2 separate regions of the Homo sapiens genome follow, and region 2 is linked to region 1. Evidence: read pairs that join two places in POLR2A ChIA-PET (ENCODE). Cell type or tissue: GM12878. All regions are shown on one strand. Each heading gives the region's core, and the rest is flanking DNA. Links, peaks and the distances in the headings are about the cores only. Region 1 overlaps KBTBD6 (kelch repeat and BTB domain containing 6). Region 2 overlaps MTRF1 (mitochondrial translation release factor 1).

The links. Peaks named below come from ENCODE experiments on the same cell type or tissue, not always from the same donor. Only the 100,000 strongest peaks of a DNase experiment are listed, where the experiment ranks them.
Region 2: POLR2A ChIA-PET joins it to region 1 with 10 read pairs; 1 of 35 experiments calls an interaction of 5 or more read pairs at or near these places.

The regions. Positions count from the first base shown.
Region 1 is chr13:41,125,286-41,129,686 of GRCh38, reverse strand. It overlaps KBTBD6 (kelch repeat and BTB domain containing 6), which reads left to right. Exons shown (of 1, transcript NM_152903.5): 1 at 1-2,118. Among named protein-coding and RNA genes, the nearest start is that of KBTBD6, 5.3 kb to the left of the region's middle. In GM12878, for the core only: no CTCF peak of the experiment used is centred there; no DNase peak of the experiment used is centred there; H3K4me3 peaks cover 745 bases.
Region 2 is chr13:41,230,038-41,234,438 of GRCh38, reverse strand. It overlaps MTRF1 (mitochondrial translation release factor 1), which reads left to right. Exons shown (of 10, transcript NM_004294.4): 7 at 432-549. All of the region lies in intron 3 of KBTBD6-DT (KBTBD6 divergent transcript), which reads right to left. Among named protein-coding and RNA genes, the nearest start is that of MTRF1, 31 kb to the left of the region's middle. In GM12878, for the core only: no CTCF peak of the experiment used is centred there; a DNase peak (open chromatin) is centred at 2,388; H3K27ac peaks cover 654 bases.

The DNA.
Region 1 (4,401 bases), core at 213-4,212:
CAAAAAAAAAAAAAAAAAAAAAAGGAAAAAAAAAAAAGAAAAAAAACCATATGTGTATTAGGGTGACTGAGTGGTGACTTCATTTATAATAATACAGAGAATAGCTATAAGCTCATTGACAGTAAAAACAACAAACCAGGATTCTACTGTTTGAAAAGAAGTTTCGTTTTAATTTTGGAATTTAGAATGTGTATTTGCAAAGTCACCAATTTTCATCTAAAAGGTTATATTCTAGTTGTGTCACCAAATCATCAAAAAACCTTAAAAAAGAAGTAACTTGCTTTGTAGGTTTGTATTGTTGATCTAAACCTGATACATGCTTCATTTAATCAGGAATAATCCTTTTTTTTCTGCTGGACATGTATAAATTTCACTGGATTGTATAAATTTTTATCTATTGCCTTAAACATTTACATGATTCTCAATATGTTTTAGCTGTACAGTTTTGGTGTTCATCTTAGAGGATTCTTCAGCAGAAGTGATATTTCTTTACTGTTTTGTGAGGTAATACTGATTTTGAAAATATATATAAGCTAAAAACAGTATTTCGTTGATATCAGTAGTCATTGTGTTAACTATAAAGTCAAGTGCCAGCAAAGAACTTTAAAACTGTAAAGCTGTGTATAGAACTGTTTTGTGTAGCATGGAAATATTCTGTCAGCTTTTTAAAGTCACTAAATGTTCTTGATTATCAGCTTGAAGGTATTTTTGTATTACAAGTTGACAGTTGCTGGGTGTAGTGGCTCATGCCTGTAATCCTAGCAACTCGGGGCTGAGGTGGGAGGATTGCTTCAGCCCAGGAGTTTGAGACCAGCCTGGGCAACATAGCAAAACCCCATCTCTACAAAAATAAAAAATATGTCTGGGCATGGTGGCCCAAGTCTGAGTCCCAGTTACTTGGGAGGATCACTTGAATGTAGGATCACTTGAGTCTAGGAGTTCGGGGCTGCAGCTATCATCTGCAGCTATAATCATAGCTCACTGCAGCTATGATCATGTCTCAGCACTCCAGCTTTGGCAACAGAACGAGATCCCATCTCTTAGAAAAACAAAGTTGATAGTTAAAGAACATAAGTGGATGATGGCATTTGAGGCCACTAGTGAAAGTATGTTTTCTCTAAAATATTTCTCTAATAGTGATATAAATGGCTATTTTATTATGATGTTTGTATGTGTTTTGTATTTCTCTGTAAACCATGCTCCAGTCTTTGTTTTTCTGTTACCATAATGTAAGAGAAGGTCCTGGAACAGAGACTAAATCCCACGAAACTGACATTGTTAAACACACTAAAACAGAAGTACTTACCTCTTGAAGATTTAATATATAATGGTTGACATGATACATGTACATGATGAATGACCAGATGCTTATGGTCTACATTTTCCTTTATCCTGTTAGTATTACCTTCCTTAATCTTTGTTCATTAACATGCTAATTCCTCTTCAGTGTTTATTTTCTAGTGACAGAATGCTAACATTTCTTACACCCTGGCAGAAGGGAGAGAAATGTGTTTTGGGGTGGGTAACTAAATTTTTGAGTGAAATATCATAAGATGAGAATGGAAAGAGGGAGACACAAAGAGTTATAACAAAAAAACAATGGTTTTTTTAGCCATTTGACTGGCTCTTTAAATAGTCTACAAGACATTCACGTTTAACATCACTTTTAGTGAAATAAAATGTGCCATACTAGTATGTGCTTCAAAAGGGCAAATGTGCTTTAGTGCCCTAAGGCTAAATTTTGGTCATTTGACATCAGAGATGTTGTAAGTATTGCACTTAATACGCACCTATTTCTCAATAGTGTTATTTTTTGGCTAGCATTTTCTTTACCACTATCTTGTTGATAGCTTTTTGTTCTCTAAGGTTGAAACATGACAGTGCTTATCTCAAACAGATTACCCATCTGCAGAACTAAGGAAAGCAATTTATGTATGAAAGAAATTCTTGAATTCGTCATTCTCAACCTTTGAATTAAAGCTTAGACTAAATAGTAATATATCGTGGGAAGGATTTTGGTTTTGTGATATTTCTGTGAATTAAGGAATAGATGTTAACCATTATTTTGTAGAAAAGTGATTTGTATGTGGTTAATTATAAATAAAACTGGTACCAGAACTTATGCTTCCTGACTTTTTACTTCAGTGATTCCACTAAATGTATAAAACTTTTGCGTGTGCAGTTAATCAGGAGTCCCCAGCCCCCAGGCTGCAGACCTGTACCAGTCTGTGGCCTGTTTGGAACTGGGCTCACACAGTGAGCTGCAGGCAAGCAAGCATTAGCTCTGCCTCCTATTAGATCAGCAGTGGCACTAGGTTCTCATAGGAGTGTAAACTCTATTGTGAACTGCGTGTGCAAGGGATCTATGTTACATGTTCCTAATGAGAATCTAATTAATGCTTGATGATCTGAGGTGGGACAGTTTCATCCTGAAACTATCCCCTTACCCCTAGTCGTGGAAACTGGTCCCTGGTGCCAAAAAGGTTGGGGATCACTGCAGTGAATGATACAACTAGCAGTGCTGAAATCTCTTCACGACAAGAAAATGTAACTGTCTAATTTTCCAATTAAGCCACACATATTTTAGCAAATGCTTAATATAATGTCATTTGTCGGACTACCATCTGTAAGATTTAGAATGACATTAATTATCTTTTGTATTTTTGTCCCTGTAGTCTGAAAAGCTGAGAACCCAAATTATTGCAAATTCTTTTAAATGCAAACGATAGGTAGTATTAGAGTTTTCAAAAGGATAAAATAGAAACAAATTTAGCCACTAACTTGTCTAAATATGGATTAAAGATTGAAATTAAGTTGTAATAGCTCTTTTTCATCATTTTTAATTGAGCAGGGATTTATTTTTCAATTTTTATATCTTGTTGAGAATCTGAGGAAAGCTTTTGATCCATTCCCAAGCAAAAGGCACATAATTTATAATATCAAGGATGTTTCACATTTCTGAAGCTCATCAGACCCAAGGTAAGAGCACTTGTAATAGGATCTCTTTTGCCATACCTGCTTAAAAATTTCAACACCCCTTTTATTATTCTAAATAACCTGATTTGTTTTGTTTTTAAATAGAGATAGGGTCTGTATTAGTCTGTTTTCATGCTGCTAATAAAGACATACCAGAGACTGGGTAATTTATAAGGAAAAGGAGGTTTAATGGACTCACAGTTCACGTGGCTGGGGAGGCCTCACAATCATGGTGGAAGGCAAAGGAGGAGCAAAGTCACGTCTTACAGGCCAAGCAAGGTGGCTCACACCTGTAATCCCAGCACTCTGGGAGGCCAAGGTGGGCAGGATCACATGAGAGCAGTTCAAGACCAGCCTGGCCAACATGCAAAACCCTGTCTCTACTTAAAAAATACAAAAATTAGCTGGGCGTGATGACAGGCACCTATAGTCCCAACTACTGTGGAGGCTGAGGCAGGAGAATTACTTGAACCCAGGAGGCAGAGGTTGCAATGAGCTGAGATCATGCCACTGCACTCCAGCCTGGGCAACAGAGTGAGACTCCATTTCAGAAAAAAAAAAAAAAAAAGGGGTCACACCTTACATGGCGGCAAGCAAGAGAGCAAGTGCAGGGGAGCTTGCTTTATAAAACCATCAGATTTCATGAGACTTATTCACTATCAGGAGAACAACACAGAAAAGACTCACCCTCGTGATTCAATTACCTCCCACCGGGTCCCTCCCATGATGTGGGAATTATGGGAGCTACAATTCGAGATTGGGTGGGGACACAGACAAACCATATTAGAGTCGTATTATTTTGCCTAGGCTGGAGTGCAGTGGCACAATCATAGCTCACTGTAAACTTGAACTCCTGGACTCAAGCCATCCTCCCACCTTAGCCTCCTGAGTAGCTAGGACTACAGGCACACACCACCATTACCAGCTAATTTTTTAAATTTTTTGTTGAAATAATAAACTCCTGGCCTCAAATTTTATCCTCCAGCCTCATCCTCCCAGAGTGCTGGGATTACACATATAAGCCACGATGTCCAGCCTTATTTATTTTTATTTTTATTTTTATTTTTATTGAGACAGAGTCTTGGTCTGTCTCCCAGGCTGGAATGCAGTGGTGCAATCTCAGCTCACTGCACCCTTCCCATCCCGGGTTCAAGCAATTCTCCTGCTTCAGCCTCCTGAGTAGCTGGGATTATAGGCACCTGCCACTACACCCAGCTAATTTTTGTATTTTTAGTAGAGACGGTGTTTCACCATGTCGGCCAGGCTGGTCTCTTTTAACCATGTAAGGTCTTCCACAGCTGCATCCCAAGTCTGCATTAAGATTTCAGATGCCCAGGTTGGTCTCAAAATCCTGGGCTCAAGCCATTCACCCGCCTCTGCCTCCCAAACTGCTGGGATTACAGACATGAGCCACTGCGCCCAGGA
Region 2 (4,401 bases), core at 279-4,278, 100 kb before region 1:
GGAAGTCCAAGGTGGGAGGATCGCTTGAGGCCAGGAGTTCAAGACCAGCCTGGGCAAAATAGCAAGACCCCATCTGTACAAGAAATTTTTAAAATTAACATGGCACGGTAGTGCGCACCAGTAGTCCTAGCTACTCAGCAGGCTGAGGCAGGAGGATCACTTAAGCCCAGGAGTTTGAGGTTACAGTGAGCTATGATTGTGCCACTATACTCCAGCCTAGGCAACAGAGGGAGACCCTGTCTCAAACAAACAAAAAATAGCATCCCATTGGAATGGGGAGTTTATTGCTCTTTCTTTGGTATAAGTTACTTCTCTTAGTCTAAAGGCTATAATTTATCTTAAAACAATACAGTTTATTTGAAAAATCTTGGAATCGATTTTATATTAAAGTATTCACGGAGTGTAGAATTATGCCATGCCTTCTGTTCTAGGTGGATGTGAAATTGGACCCCAAGGATTTGCGAATAGATACATTTCGAGCCAAAGGAGCAGGAGGGCAGCATGTTAATAAAACTGATAGTGCCGTCAGACTTGTCCACATCCCCACAGGTAAGCAAGCCCCTTGGCTTTGTACTTTTAACCCTTTTTCCATCTTACTCAGCATTTGGAAGGAAATAGTCCTATATGAGTGTCTGGTTCCTTGCACAGCTCTTTAAAAATGTCACTGGGGTTGTGGATCAGGATGGCTATTGTGTTCATATTTCCCTTCTGTTTGGAAAGATTCCTTTCTGAAAAGATGCAGACGGTGAGCAGACCTATTCAGGGAAGCTTCCCAGGTATGCTGGATGGGAGTGAGCAAACAGAGGTGCCCCAGCCTAAATACAGATGAAACACAGAAGCAGCCTTGCACAGGCCACCACCGTGGATATTCTGTCACCTTGTAGCATGACAGCTAACTCCATTAGGCTTTGCTGCACTAATGCTTTTATTTTGAATATTGGTAATTTTGGTATACTCTGAGGTAGTTTTGCTGTCCGTAATGTGATTTTAAATATTCCTACCGTTTTTCAAATTAAAATTTTATTTAACTCCTTAATTTTTTTAAATTAATTTTTACATTTCATGTATATGGTTTTAAAAGTCTAATGGCAAAGTCCTATAACAAAAAAACCAACAGCTCTCTGGACTTGTTCCCACCCTCTTCCTACTTCCTCTACTCTCAGTTCCCATTTCCTAAAGACAACCACTTTAAATTCTTTTTACTCACTTCTCTAGCTGCAAAAAACAAACAAATGAACCTCTTTTAGCTATTTCTTCTGGTAATTACCTCAGTATTTCTAAATAATAGGCAAATATTGCTCTTCTGACCAACTATAAAGATTATATATTTACATCTTAATGTGGTAGATGAGAATTTTGCCCTTCTTATATACCTTTTCTTCTTCCAAATATTTATCTTTTGGCAAAATTAATTTTCACTGTGTTCATATAATGAACAGATAGTGTTAGACGCTGAGCCCATTAGTATACAGTCCTGTGATTTCATTTCCTAGAGTTAATAATTACCTCATTGATTTTTCATTTGCCTACTTTTCTTTGACTCTGAGTCTGCTTACATCTTCCAAAAGTTGTGTAAAATGAAGTCACTCCAGTGCTCTCTGGAGACTCCATGACAGAGCACTCCATCATCTTGCTTCAGTGTGGACCAGCTGCTCCCCAGGACATTGCACAGGGGTTGTCCTGGTCATCAGCAGTTGGGGAGTTCCTTTCATCTCTGTTCTGTGTTGGATCCTCCCGTTTCTTGGGTTCTATATCATCTTTTCTCTTTGCTACTCTGTCATTTTAACAAAGCTCATCTTTAAGTGGCTTCCTGAGAAAAGATTTGTGACATGTAAATATTTCAAGGCTTTGTAGATCTGAAAATAGCTTTATTCTAACTTCACACTTCATCGATCATTTCATGGAAATAATTTCCCCTTAGAACATTGAAAGTCTTTTTCATTCCTTGTATTTGTTGCTTTCAGTTTAGAGACTCATGCCTTTCAGCTCTGAAATACTTTCTTCAATACTTTCTTGCATAACATTTTATTTATTCTTCCTGGGATTTCTATTAGTTAGATATTAGACCTCTTGAATTTGTTTTTTCCTCATATTGTCTGTCACTTTGTTTTTTAGTTCTTTTTCCTACCCTTTTTTCTGATTGTAAAAAAATTATTTTTTTAACTTTTGAGAGCTCTTTCTTGTTCTCAGAATTGTTTTCTCATAGCATCCTTTTCTTATTTTGTTGATACTTATTTCTTTTTTTTATTACTGAAGGATATTAATTTTAGTTTCCCTGAAGTTCTCTTCTGCTTTCTGCAGTGTCTCTGTTTCTTCTGAGTTTATTTTTGTTTCATTCTTGCTTTACTTTTCTTTTTTTTCTTTTTGAGACAAGGCCTTGGCCTGTTGCCCAGGCTGGAGTACAGTGGTGTGATCACAGCTCACTGCAGCTGTGACTTTCCCAGGCTCAGGTGACCCTCCCACCTCAGCACCACTCCCCCGTCCCAGCTTCCTGGTAGCTGGAACTATAGGCGCTTGCCACCATGCCTGGCTAATTTTTGCTTTTTTTTTTTTTTTTTTTGGTAGACACCAGGTTTCTCCACATTGCCCAAGCTGGTCTCCAACTCCTCGGCTCAAGTGATCTGCCTGCCTCAGCATCCCAAAGTGTTGGGATAACAGACATGAGCCACTACACTCAGCCCATTCTTACTTTCATGTTGGAAATTTCTAGGAATTCTTGGCTGTCTGTACATATTTAAGAGCCAGATTCTGAAGCTCTGAGTGCACTTATCCACATACCCATTAGTGAGTTCCACTGTGGAGCAGTTAGAGGATTAATCAGCTTTTTTATTAGGGACCCCCAGATGTCTATATCTGTAGACCTTTTCTCTTGTGAGTTTGTTTTCTCCTGAGAAGGATCTTCCAGGATACAGCTGAGAGTAAAGTCAAGGTCTCACCTTTCAATAGCAGTTGTTTACTTAATCCTCTTGTCTTCCCGCCCATACTCCATACTTGCCCTCCCTTATAACTAGTCCCAGGTCTGGAATTTTCCTGATTTAATTATCCAGAAATATACCTCCTGCCTTCTGCAGATTGAGGAAGGAGACTTGAGGATCTATTTGTTATTATAGGCTTTCTGTATTTAGCCCTAGCTCCTCAAGCCTGACTTCTGAAATACCTGGTGTCTCTATTTCTGAGCCTTTCTGGCACTTAGCAGGGCAAAGTGGCCAGTTTCTGGTCAGCATCTCCCTCTACAGGGAATTAAGTCTCACCTTCCTTCCAGCTGCTAAGTCATTTACCATTCTTCCATCCACTTTCTGTCTTTAATAGATCATGTTTGGGGATTATATATATCACCTAGTTTTATTTCAGATGGAGTTTGTGTTTCTGTTCTTTGTTCTTGTTGTAGTGTGATTTAAAAAAAGCGGGGTGGGGGCCAGGTGCAGTGGCTCACGCCTGTAATCCCAGCACTTTGGGAGGCTGATGCAGGCAGATCACCTGAGGGTCAGGAGTTTGAGACTAGCCTGGCCAAAATGGTGAAACCCTGTCTCTACTAAAAATACAAAAAAATTAGCTGGGTGTAGTAGTGTATGCCTGTAGTCCCAGCTACTGGGGAGGCTGAGGCAGGAGAATCAGTTGAACCCAGGAAGCAGAGGTTGCAGTGAGCCGAGATCATGCCATTGCACTTCAGCCTGGGCAACAAGAGCAAAACTCAGTCTCAAAAAAAAAAAAAGGGAAACCATCTTGAAGTCAGACATGATTATGATTGCTTGTATTGTTTGTTGTATGAAAAGTTAAAACAACCTAAATATCCAAAATAGGATAATTTCATACTTTCTCTTGTTTCCTTTATTGATTTTTATTCCATAGGAAACTGTTAAAAAAAAAAAAAAAAAGGCCCGGTGCAGTGGCTCACGCCTGTAATCCCAGCACTTTGGGAGGCCAAGGCAGACAGATCACCTGAGGTCGGGAGTTCAAGACCAGCCTGACCAACATGGAGAAACCCCAGCTCTACTAAAAATACAAAATTAGCTGGGCCTGGTGGCGCATGCATGTAATCCCAGCTCCTCGGGAGGCTGAGGCAGGAGAATTGCTTGAACCTGGGAGGCAGAGGTTGCAGTGAACTGAGATCACGCCATTGCACTCCAGCCTGGGCAACAAGAGTGAAACTCCGTCTCAAAAAAAAAAAAGAAAAGAATATATGCATGAGCAAAAGAACATAAAACATCCGTAATAATAACCCAGTAACCATTGTTGGCATATATCTTTGGTATACATCCTTTCAAATTCTTTTCTGTACATATAAAAATATGCCATTTTTTCCCCAAAAATGAAGTTATACTTTTTTTTTTTTCTTAGATGGAGTCTAGCTCTGTCACTCAGGCTGGCATGCAGTGGCCAGTGAACCTTGGTTCACTGCAA